Linked DNA regions of Homo sapiens: region 2 is linked to region 1. A link is a loop called in an ENCODE intact Hi-C map of the cell type or tissue named here. Cell type or tissue: K562. All regions are shown on one strand. Region 1 overlaps NSD2 (nuclear receptor binding SET domain protein 2). Region 2 overlaps FGFR3 (fibroblast growth factor receptor 3).

What was found. Hi-C counts contacts between places; a loop is a spot of excess contacts. Peaks named below come from ENCODE experiments on the same cell type or tissue, not always from the same donor. Only the 100,000 strongest peaks of a DNase experiment are listed, where the experiment ranks them.
Region 2: it touches region 1 in a loop (5-fold over the local background); 9 of 110 quality-filtered maps call a loop at or near these places.

Annotation. Positions count from the first base shown.
Region 1 is chr4:1,908,443-1,913,442 of GRCh38, reverse strand. All of the region lies in intron 3 of NSD2 (nuclear receptor binding SET domain protein 2), which reads right to left. Among named protein-coding and RNA genes, the nearest start is that of NSD2, 40 kb to the right of the region's middle. In K562, CTCF peaks have their summits at 247 (motif pointing left) and 2,594; a DNase peak (open chromatin) is centred at 2,582.
Region 2 is chr4:1,806,996-1,811,995 of GRCh38, reverse strand. FGFR3 (fibroblast growth factor receptor 3) reads right to left here. Exons shown (of 18, transcript NM_000142.5): 18 at 3,129-4,880. The coding sequence ends at 4,734. It overlaps LETM1 (leucine zipper and EF-hand containing transmembrane protein 1), which reads left to right. Exons shown (of 14, transcript NM_012318.3): 14 at 1-517. Among named protein-coding and RNA genes, the nearest start is that of FGFR3, 16 kb to the right of the region's middle. In K562, CTCF peaks have their summits at 1,539 (motif pointing right) and 1,882 (motif pointing right); DNase peaks (open chromatin) are centred at 1,565 and 1,865.

The sequences.
Region 1 (5,000 bases):
CAGGGAGACGGTTAGGCCTCTGGATGGCTGCGGGTGGGCTTGACTGATGTCAGGCCTTCCACAAGAGGTGGTGGAGCAGAGTCTTCTCTAACTCCCCCACGGAAAGGGAGACTCCCTTTCCTGGTTTGCAAAGTAACGGGTGCCTTCTCAGGCACTGGCGCTACCGCTAGACCAAGGTCGGCTAAGTAACAGGTGCCTTCCCAGGCACTGGCGTTACCGCTAGTCCAAGGAGCCCTCTAGTGGCCCTGTCTGGGCGTGACAGAGGGCTCACACTCGTCTTCTGGTCACTTCTCACCGTGTCCCTTCAGCTCCTATCTCTGTATGACCTGGTTTTTCCTAGGTTATAATTGTAGAACAGAGATTGTTATAATATTTGAATAAAGAGTAATGCTACAAACTAATGATTAATAATATTCATATATAATCATGTCTATATTCTATGTCTAATATAACTATTCTTATTTTAAGTATTTTCTTTATTATACTGGAACAGCCTGTGCCTTCAGTCTCTTGCCTTGGCACCTGGGTGGCTTGCTGCCCACATAGAACTACAGAAAACAATGTAAATAACTAGGGAAAGCAGCTTAAAGAAAGTCTAAGCTTACTGCAGTGCAAAAGGTTAAGAGTGCTAGCAAACCAGAATCAAGCAGGAAAAAGGAAGATTCTAGGAGAGAGCTCCAAGGGAAGAAAAGATGAGAGAAAACAACTTTTTTACAAAGAAAGAAAATCTAAGTAGTAAGGAAGGAGGGTTAAAAGATGAGTTCCAAGAAGCAGAAAGGGAAGATGGGACTCAAACCCAGGTTTTCATTTTTTTTTAAGGAGAAAAAATAACTATATAAATATATAAATAGGAGAAACTAACTTCATAATAAGGATGAGTTTTAAGGATGAGGAGATGAATACTTGAAAAAAATTAAGGCTGTATGGACAACATAGTGTATGATTTCAAAAGAAAGGCAGTAATTAATTCCAAGGGAAACAAAAGGTTTTACAAGAAAATGCAATTACAGAACATAACTTGGTTTTTCACTGAATGATATTTACATAGTCAAAATTATGTAAACACTTATTTTTCATTTATTACAAATAGTGACTTAATTATATGGGGAGAATGGGGGGAAAGAAATAGAAAATGGCTGAAGAGTTCAATCTTCATTTTCCATGATAGAAAGTTAACAGAAAATGTCTACATGAGAAATCAAAGTATTAGAAGTAGAAGAAAATGATGAAAGAGATAAAAATAATTACCTCTGGGGAGGAGAGAGGAAGGCAGGGGATGATTTTTCACTATTAATCTTTCAGTACAATTTGACTTGTTTTTAAGTGTTCAAACTTCTTTGATTTGAAAATACCTAAGATTCAAGGATATGTCAAGGGATTTGTGACTTCTTCCATTACTTTAAAACTTTGTAAGAACTTTTCTTAGTAATGAAAATGAATACAGGTATGTTATAGCATTTTTATAATAAAGAAAACCTGTAACAGCACACACAATATAAAATTAAACCATGTTTATAAATAATGACACAGATAAATGCTCCTTACATGTCAGGTGGGAAAAAAAGCAGAAGAGATTATTGTAATCTGATCCCAAGTTTGTAAAATAAATGAGTGTAACATTCTGAAGTTCTTTCCCATCTAGAAACCGGATAACATAACCGAATTTTCTACTATTTTTATGGGTTTCTTTAATCCATAGGAACTATCCTTTGGTCCAAGTTGAGAGGTGAATATCTCACTGTTTTTATTTTACCAATAATTAACCAGTTGTCCCAGTACTATGTTATTAGTAATCCTCCCTTCCTATGCAATTTCTTTCTTTCTTTTTTTTTTTCTTTTTTTTTTTTTTTTTTTTGAGATGGCGTCTCGCTCTGTCGCCCAGGCTGGAGTGCAGTACTGCGATCTCGGGTCACTGCAACCTCTGTCTCCTGGGCTCAAGCGATTCTCATGCCTCAGCCTTCCCAGGAGCTGGGATTACAGGCGCCTGGGACCACACCCAGCTAATTTTTGTACTGTTAGCAGAAACAGGGTTTCATCACGTTGGCCAGGCTGGTCTCGAACTCCTGACCTCAAGTCACCCACCTGCCTTGGCCTCCCAAAGTGCTGGGATTATAGGCATGAGCCACTGCACCTGGCCCTCTTCCTATGCAATTTCTGATGTTCATTAATCACCATCTGTATAAAAATGCAAGTCACTGACCTCCCCACCTACATCCCCTTCGAAGAGAACCTGGCTTCTACTAACAGTCCTGGTACCTAATTTTGTACTGTGTTCCTTTTTTCCCCATCACAGCCCATTAGACTACAGGTAGTTTGTGACTCTCTGGGCTCAACTAAGCCAGAGTTTCTCTCCAGATTTTGTGGAGCCTGTTAAGTTCCATGCATGCAAAATGAACCCCACCAAGAGACAAGGCTGCCTCAGAGATAAAGCTCCAGGGAGGGAAGAGAAGCCATAAAGATGCAGACAAGGCCAGGTGTCTGCGGAAGCCAAGAATGGAGCACAGGAGCAAAGTCACAACGACATGAGACCACAGAGCTCCCTGGGAAACAAAGGACAAGCATGACCATGCCTGAGTTTCCCAGTTCAGTCTCTGGAGGGCACCAGAGCCCCAAAATAGGTAAAGCAGAAACTGCCAGAACTACAAGTAGAAAAACAGCAAATCCACAATCCCATGGGAGATTTTAACACATCTCTCAGCAAGTAATAGAACAAGCAAGAAACAAATCAGTAGGAAGATAATACCATCAAACAGCACAAGACACGAGAAAGCCAGATTACCTGCAATATTTTTAGAAAATGCCAGAAGCATTTTTTTTCCTATATAAAGCAAGGAGGGTTAATTCCTAACATTCCCTTCCATAACACAGAAAAGGTGACAACAAAAATCTCCACAACAGAAAATTACTTGATTCCAGACCACAGTTACCTAAAGAGACCAGTGAGTGTAATATCTAAAACATATAGTTATCTTCTGTTTCCAACTTAAAAGGTTGAGCCTTGACCAGCCTGGCCAATATGGTGAAACCCCATCTCTAGCAAAAATACAAAATTAGTCGGGTGTGGTGACACATGCCTGTAGTGCCAGCTACTCGGGAGGCTGCGGCAGGAGAATCACTTGAACCTGGGAGACAGAGGTTGCAGTGAGCCGAGATTGTGACACTGCACTCCAGCCTGGGTGACAGAGAAAGACTGTCTCGAAAAAAAAAAAGGTTGAGCCTAAAAGCTGCTAGTCCACCTAGGTGCCCTGGTAGATACTAGCTAACACAGGTTCTGCTGCTGTAAATTACAACAATGCTATTAAGACTTTCATTAACTTAAGATTTCCAAAGGAAATTTTGATTTCCAAAAGAATCTAGATTGAGCTGTAGCTTATGAGTTATGTTCACTTTTGCATGTATATTATACCTCAGTTTTCAAAATTTAAGTATATTACTAAGATACACGGATTCAAACTGGTCCATAAATCCCAAGCATGATAAATAATTTTTTTTTTTTTTAACGGGTGCCGGGCGCGGTGACTCACGCCTGTAATCACAGCACTTTGGGAGGCCGAGTTGGGCGGATCACAAGGTCAGGAGGTTGAGACCAGCCTGGCCAACATGGTGAAACCCCAGCTCTACTAAAAATACAAAAATTAGCTGGGCATAGTGGTGTGCACCTGTAATCCCAGCTACTCGGGAGGCTGAGACAGGAGAATCGCTTGAACCTGGGAAATGGAGGTTGCAGTGAGCCGAGATCATACCACTGTACTCCAGCCTGGACGAGTGAGCAAGACTCCATCTCCAGGAAAAGAAAAAAAAAAAGGATAGGAATAGAGGATAGAAAAATATAAAAGTACTGGCTTCACAGGACCCATGCTCAGCCCACTCCACGGCAGGAGCTATCTCTTCTTCACATCCCTGTCCTTCCAAAACAACGACACTCACCACTCACTGTCTCATTCTCATCATGGGGTGCTGCAGGCCAAGTGTTGGAGAATCAAAAATGGACCCAAGAGCTCCACTTGGAGCAAGGGCTCAGCACTGCTTGGAGACCTACTGCACAGAGTTTCCCTTGCAAACTCTGTCTCCCAGAGCAATGAACACAACCAGCGACCAGACCTGGGCTCCTACATACTATTCTGTACTCAAAGAACCTAGGCCTTCTCTGAGAAACGGCTGATGCTAGGGTTGGGGGGGGTGGTGGGAAAAACAGTACAAGATGAGCCTGGAACATCTTGTTGTACCAGAACGTAAAGAGGTGCTCAAGGGCTGACGGGGACATGTCAAAGGCATACAACTTAAAGGAACTTAATAGAACTCCCACTGGTCAAATTTGGGACAATGTGAGGATTTAAGAAAATAAGAACTAAAATATATAACTCTTTTTTTTTTAGGGAGGAGCTCATTTTCATAGAAAAATGACAACTAAAATGTAGAAAGTGCAATAATAGCCAGTTACCATTTAACAAGTCCATGATGAATCATCAAGGACTGCTAAAGCCGTGGCTGCTGGGGACAGGTATGGTGGCTCACACTTGTAATCCCAACAATTTGGGAGGCCAAGGCAGGAAGAAGATGACCTGAGCCCAGGAGTTTGAGCCTGGAGTGAGCTATGATTGTGCCACTGTACTCTAGCCTGGACAGAGCAACAGAGCCAAGACCCTATCTCAAAACAACAACAACAAAAGCTACACTGTTGGGACAGACTACAAGCACAGCCCACAGGTCCCTCATTAGTGACAATGGGGACCTGTGCCTTTCCACAGAGAGCTCTGGTGGTCATCGCCTACCAGGGGTGGGTCAGCTGACACATAAGCTCCTCCTGATGTGGTCTGACTAGCACTCTGTCCTTCCCTCACTTCTCTTTGTTCTGCTCACTTCCTTTGACCCCTTTTCTTTTAAGATTATCTGAATCTCCTTTCAGTTGGAGGGTTATCTACCCAGGCTTGACTCCTTCTGAACTGCTTTTCAAATGTACAGTATCTTTTATACTCTAATGCCTTCACACACACAAAAAA
Region 2 (5,000 bases), 100 kb after region 1:
CGATCTCCTGACTTCGTGATCTACTCACCTCGGCCTCCCAAAGTGCTGGGATTACGGGCAAGTTTTTATTAGAGATGGGGTTTCATCATGTTGGTCAGGCTGGTCTTCAACTCCTGACCTCAGGTGATCCACCCGCCTCAGCCTCCCAAAGTGCTGGGATTACAGGCATGAGCCACCGCGCCCGGCCTGAACTCTCAGTTCTAACGCAGGGATTCAGGAATTGGGCTTTCAGACTCCTTCTGCAGTGTCACAGTCCAGACTTTTTTTAAATGAAGGACACCCCGCAGTGGCTCACAGTGGGTCCCAGGGCTAGCAGGAGCGTGCTGGGGAGCCGGCTCTGTCTTTGTTCGCAGTGGGTCCCGGTGCTGGCAGGAGTGTGCTGGTGAGCCGGCTCTGTCTTTGTAAATCCTTCAGGGGTCCTACGGCTGACTCCACCGGACAGCCCGTCCTGGGCCGTGTTAAGCACCTTTTGTAGAAATCGTATTTTTATTAAAACATCAAATCTGTGTTCCTGTAACAGTGCAGAGTAATAATATTTCTGAACCGTTGGGCACACAGGAGCGAGTGGAAGCCGGCAGAGCTGTCCACGTGGCTGCAGGGGCTGGGCCTTGGGGCGCGTGTGGCTGTGAGGCCAGTTCCAGAAGGAGCCTCACCATCCCTGGGGGTTTGAGTGCTGGGCCGCCCTCCATGGGTTCAGCCCTTGGCTTCACGCTTCCTGCTCTGCAGGATGGGCCTGCAGGGTCAGGAGACCCACGTCCCCAGGTCCTGTGACAGCGTGAGCTGCTCATGGAACAGTGTGGGACGTTCTCCAGGCCAGTGGCCCTGCCACCTGGTCATGCTCTCCCTGCTCTGGGGACCTCAGTGACTTCTTGGGAGTCCTGGGGTTAGGGGCTGGGACCCTCGCCGAGGTGTCACCCAGGAGGGCCAGCTCTTCTGAAAGACTCCTCAGGCCGCTGAGGGGAAAGAGCACCGAGTACTGCCCTAGGGAGTCCTGGATGAGGCAGGGCCTTCAGCCTGCAGTCCAGCCCACAGGCAGGGCCCAGACGCCCTGAGGGATGTGTGATGGCCTGGGGCCATGGAGAGCAGCCCCCAGCCCGGACCTCTGGGTGCCTACCTGCCTCAGCGTGGCCTGGCTGCAGGAGTGCGTGGATGGTTCCAGCGCCAGGATAGCAGTGTGGTGTCTTGGCTCCCGACCCTTCTCAGTGGACAGAAGCCATCCCTTAGGTGCTCTGCCCACACTGGGACCAGGCCCTGTGGGCACCTCACAGGCTTCTCTGCGGCCCTGGCTGCTGGTTTGTTCACACTGAGAGTCCTCCCTCGGGGCCTCCCTTGACCCCTAGGCCCTAATTAATCAGAGGAAATGATGGACCCACAGCTGGGGTGGGAGGTGCTCCCTCATGGGGACAGCAGCCCAAAGAGCTGTGAACAAACCAGGTGCCCTTGGTGACCCCAGGAGCCACCAGTTGTGTCCTGGAAGCTGGGCCTCCCATGAGACATGTCCCCCTCAGCCATCAGCAGACAGCAAGGGCGGGGACCCTGCCAGCCTAGAGCACACCCAACCACTAGAGGGCACCCTGATGGCGGAGGTTCAGTTGTGCTGACAGCTGGGGTCTCTCATGGGCTCACCTTATGGGACAGGGGGAGGCAGCCAGGGAGCCCCTGGTGGGGCAGCTTCAGGGACTGTGCCCTGCCATCTGGGGTCGCTAAGGAAGCACGCTGAGGAGGAGGGGGCTGGCCCACCAGCACCTTCATGGGCCACTGTTCTCCCGGTGGCCCAGCCCTTTGGTCCCCAGCACCCATTCAGGATCCCACTGTGCCCACCAGAGGTCCACCAGAGCCCTGACAGGAGAGGGGCCTTGGGTTTGTAGCAGGGACACTGCCCAGCCAGCGCTAGGGGGCGCTCCCGGCCCGCGCTTCGAGCCCCATGCTCTGCCTGCCTTGGTGTGGATGCTGGCACTGCCTGCCTGTTGGCCTGGTCCCCCCACTGCCCTGCAGGCCTCAGCCTTCAGGCCCATGTGGGCCTCCCCATCCTGCCACTGTCACCAGGCGTCCCATGGCCAGGCCTGCCTCTGGGGCCCAGCATAGGGTTTCTGGGCAAGTGGGGGCATTAGGGATGCAGAGTCCCTTGTAAGGCCACTTCCACCAGGCCTGCGCCCACACGTGCTTCCCTGAATGGGGTTGAGTTAAACCCTTGCCTGCCCAGGAAACGGGCCAGCAGTACCCCCTGACCTGAAAGGTGAGTTTGTAGCCAGAGCATTTTAGAAGCTAGAGTTCATGCAGCTCATGGTTGGGAAACCCTGCTCTTGAGCCAGCAGAGGGGAGGAGAGCAGAGGGAGGACGGCAGAGGGGACAGCAGAGGTAGGGAGAGCAGAGGGGATGGGGGGAGGAGAGCAGGAGGAGGACGACAGAGGTGGGGACAGCAGAGATGGGAAAAACGGGAGGACAAGAGAGGGAGGATAGCAGAAGGGAGGACAGCAAAGAGGGTGGTGGGGAGTCAGGAGAGACGGCACACCTCCTCCAGGAAGCCTTCCCAGACTTGCTCTCACCATGTTGTCCTCCCACCCTGCTAGGGCTATGAACTTGGGCAAGGGCCTGGTTCCATCTCTGGGTTCTCAGCACCTCATCTGCCCAAAGGTGCTTTATCACTGTAGGGGACCCTGATGGAGCCCAAGGCAGTGGGGGCACTGGTTGCCCGGCCTGGGAGGGCAGAGAGCTGATCTGGAGGAGAGTGACCGCCTGTGTAGCCCCCAGGGCCCCATGAGGGCTTTGCTTGCTTTTGGCTCCATAGAGGGATGCCCAGAAAGCTCCCCAGCTGACTGGGAAGGCGGATGCCAGGAGTGGGGTGATGAGAGAAGGTCTGCCTCAGAGCTAGTGAGAAAGGACCCTCCCCACCACCACCACCACCTCAGGAACCCACAAGCTGGGAGCAGCCAGGGCAGTGCACCCCCAGGCACCCTGCTCCCTTCCGCCAGGCCCCTCCCATAAACATTCCTTGCTCTTGGGGCTCCCAGCCCACCAGTGACTTTCGGTGCTGCTGCCAGCATCCATCCCGCGCAACTGGGACCACCTGGCAAAGTGACCCCTCCCTCCCCTATCCCAGAACTGGAGACAGAAAGCACAGGGCCAGGTTAGCAACCAGGTGTCTTTATTTTTCGGAAAGTTCGTCGCTGGGTTAACAAAATCGCACCTGCCGGTTTGGGTGACACCTCTGGCCACCATGCACTGGGCCCCAAGAAGAGACCACCCTGAGCCATGGCCCTGCAGGCAAGCAAGGGACAGCTGCCCAGACTCAGGGCCCAGTAACAGTACAGAACGAACCAACTGAATTCACGGCTTCCCTCCAAGCTTTGAAAGGTAGCAGTCCAGGCTATAAAACTCTAGAAGCATTGCGTAAGAAGTGTTAAGTCTACAACAAATACATCTTGTAAAAACTCAATAAATTATATATATAGATATATATAAACTTGTAACATCTAATAACATCGGAACCTGCACACAGGGCCGGCCCCTCCCTGGAAACCGTCTCCCTGCCTGGGACACACAGCAATTAGAAGAATTTGTATGAAAATACCAGCTTGCTTTGAAGTCCAAAAAATAAATCTCCTAAAGAAAAATCCTATAGAAATCTAATTCTCCTGAAAAAGGACAAAGGAAATAAAATATCTTCACTGGAATCACCTCCAACTATTAACAACCTTTTAGGCTTGGAGGGGATCCTCCAGCTCCGGGGCAGGCTGGACGTACATTCTTGGCCGTCCCTCTATCGGCGGGATAAACCTTCTCGGTTGTCAATAAGTTAAAAATTAAAACTCTCCGCCATGTGGCCAGCTAAATGCTGGAAGTGTTGGGGTGTGGGAACAAGAGTGCCAGGGGCCCATAAATAGCTTTACAAATATACAGGTCCAGTTTTAAAACAAAACTGCGGTGCCAGAAAAGGCCCTGGTCCTCTGCTTGCATGGGTGAGACCCCCTGGGGCCTCCCTCCACGCCCCCCCACGCCCCGCCCAGGGCCATGCCTGCCTCCTGTGCCCCCAGGGTCGCAGGCCTCCGTTGTACCAGCCTTTTCCTCTTCCATATATGTTATATATATATATGTATATATACCATATACACAGCATCTATTTATAGAAATGTACACTAGTTTCCGGAATAAACCTTTTGCATAAAAGGTAAAGGCTCCCATCTTCAGGTACCCGTAATTTCAGTCTCTGAGGGGCAGGGTGGGAAGTGGGAAAGCCTGGAGGTGGGGAGGCGGTGCCACTAACACCCCAGGCACAAGGTGCTGGACATGTGGGGCTTCCCTGCAGGCTCAGCTTTGGGTGTGGGAGGGGCCGAGGCCCACCCTGTGATGTCCCGTGGTGCAAAGGCAGAGGCCGGAGCCATGTCGGGCCCAGCTCCCTGCCCCACGGGGGTCCCACCGGGTGGGCCCACTTACATTCTGCACTGGGTCCCCCCAGAACAAAGGCCCCTCGGTGCTGCAGCACCAGTCAGGAGACCGTTGCACAGCAGCGGGGACACCCAGGGTACCTCTGCACCTGGAGGCAAGATGCGCACGCACACAGGCACACGCGGATGTGCACACACACACACACACACGCACACACACACACACAGACCAAAGCTCTGTGTAGCTGTCTCTCCATCTGCACTGAGTCTCATGCCGGGGAGTGGCTGTGCACCAGCAGCAGGGTGGGCTGCTAGGGACCCCTCACATTGTTGGGGACCAGTGGCCCTTCACGTCCGCGAGCCCCCACTGCTGGGTGGGGCCGGGGGCAGCAGGTCGTGGGCAAACACGGAGTCGTCCCCTGAGGAGCTGGAGCTGGGGGTGTCCTGGCCACCCGGGGAGTACTGCTCGAAAGGCGCCGACAGGTCCAGGTACTCCTGCTGGCGGGAGGCGGGGTGAGCGCTGTGCCACCGAGCCCCTCTTCGCACAGCCACCTCTGTGCCCAGGCTGTGCCCCAGAAGGCCCGCCCCACACCTCAGCACTCTGGGGGGCAGGAT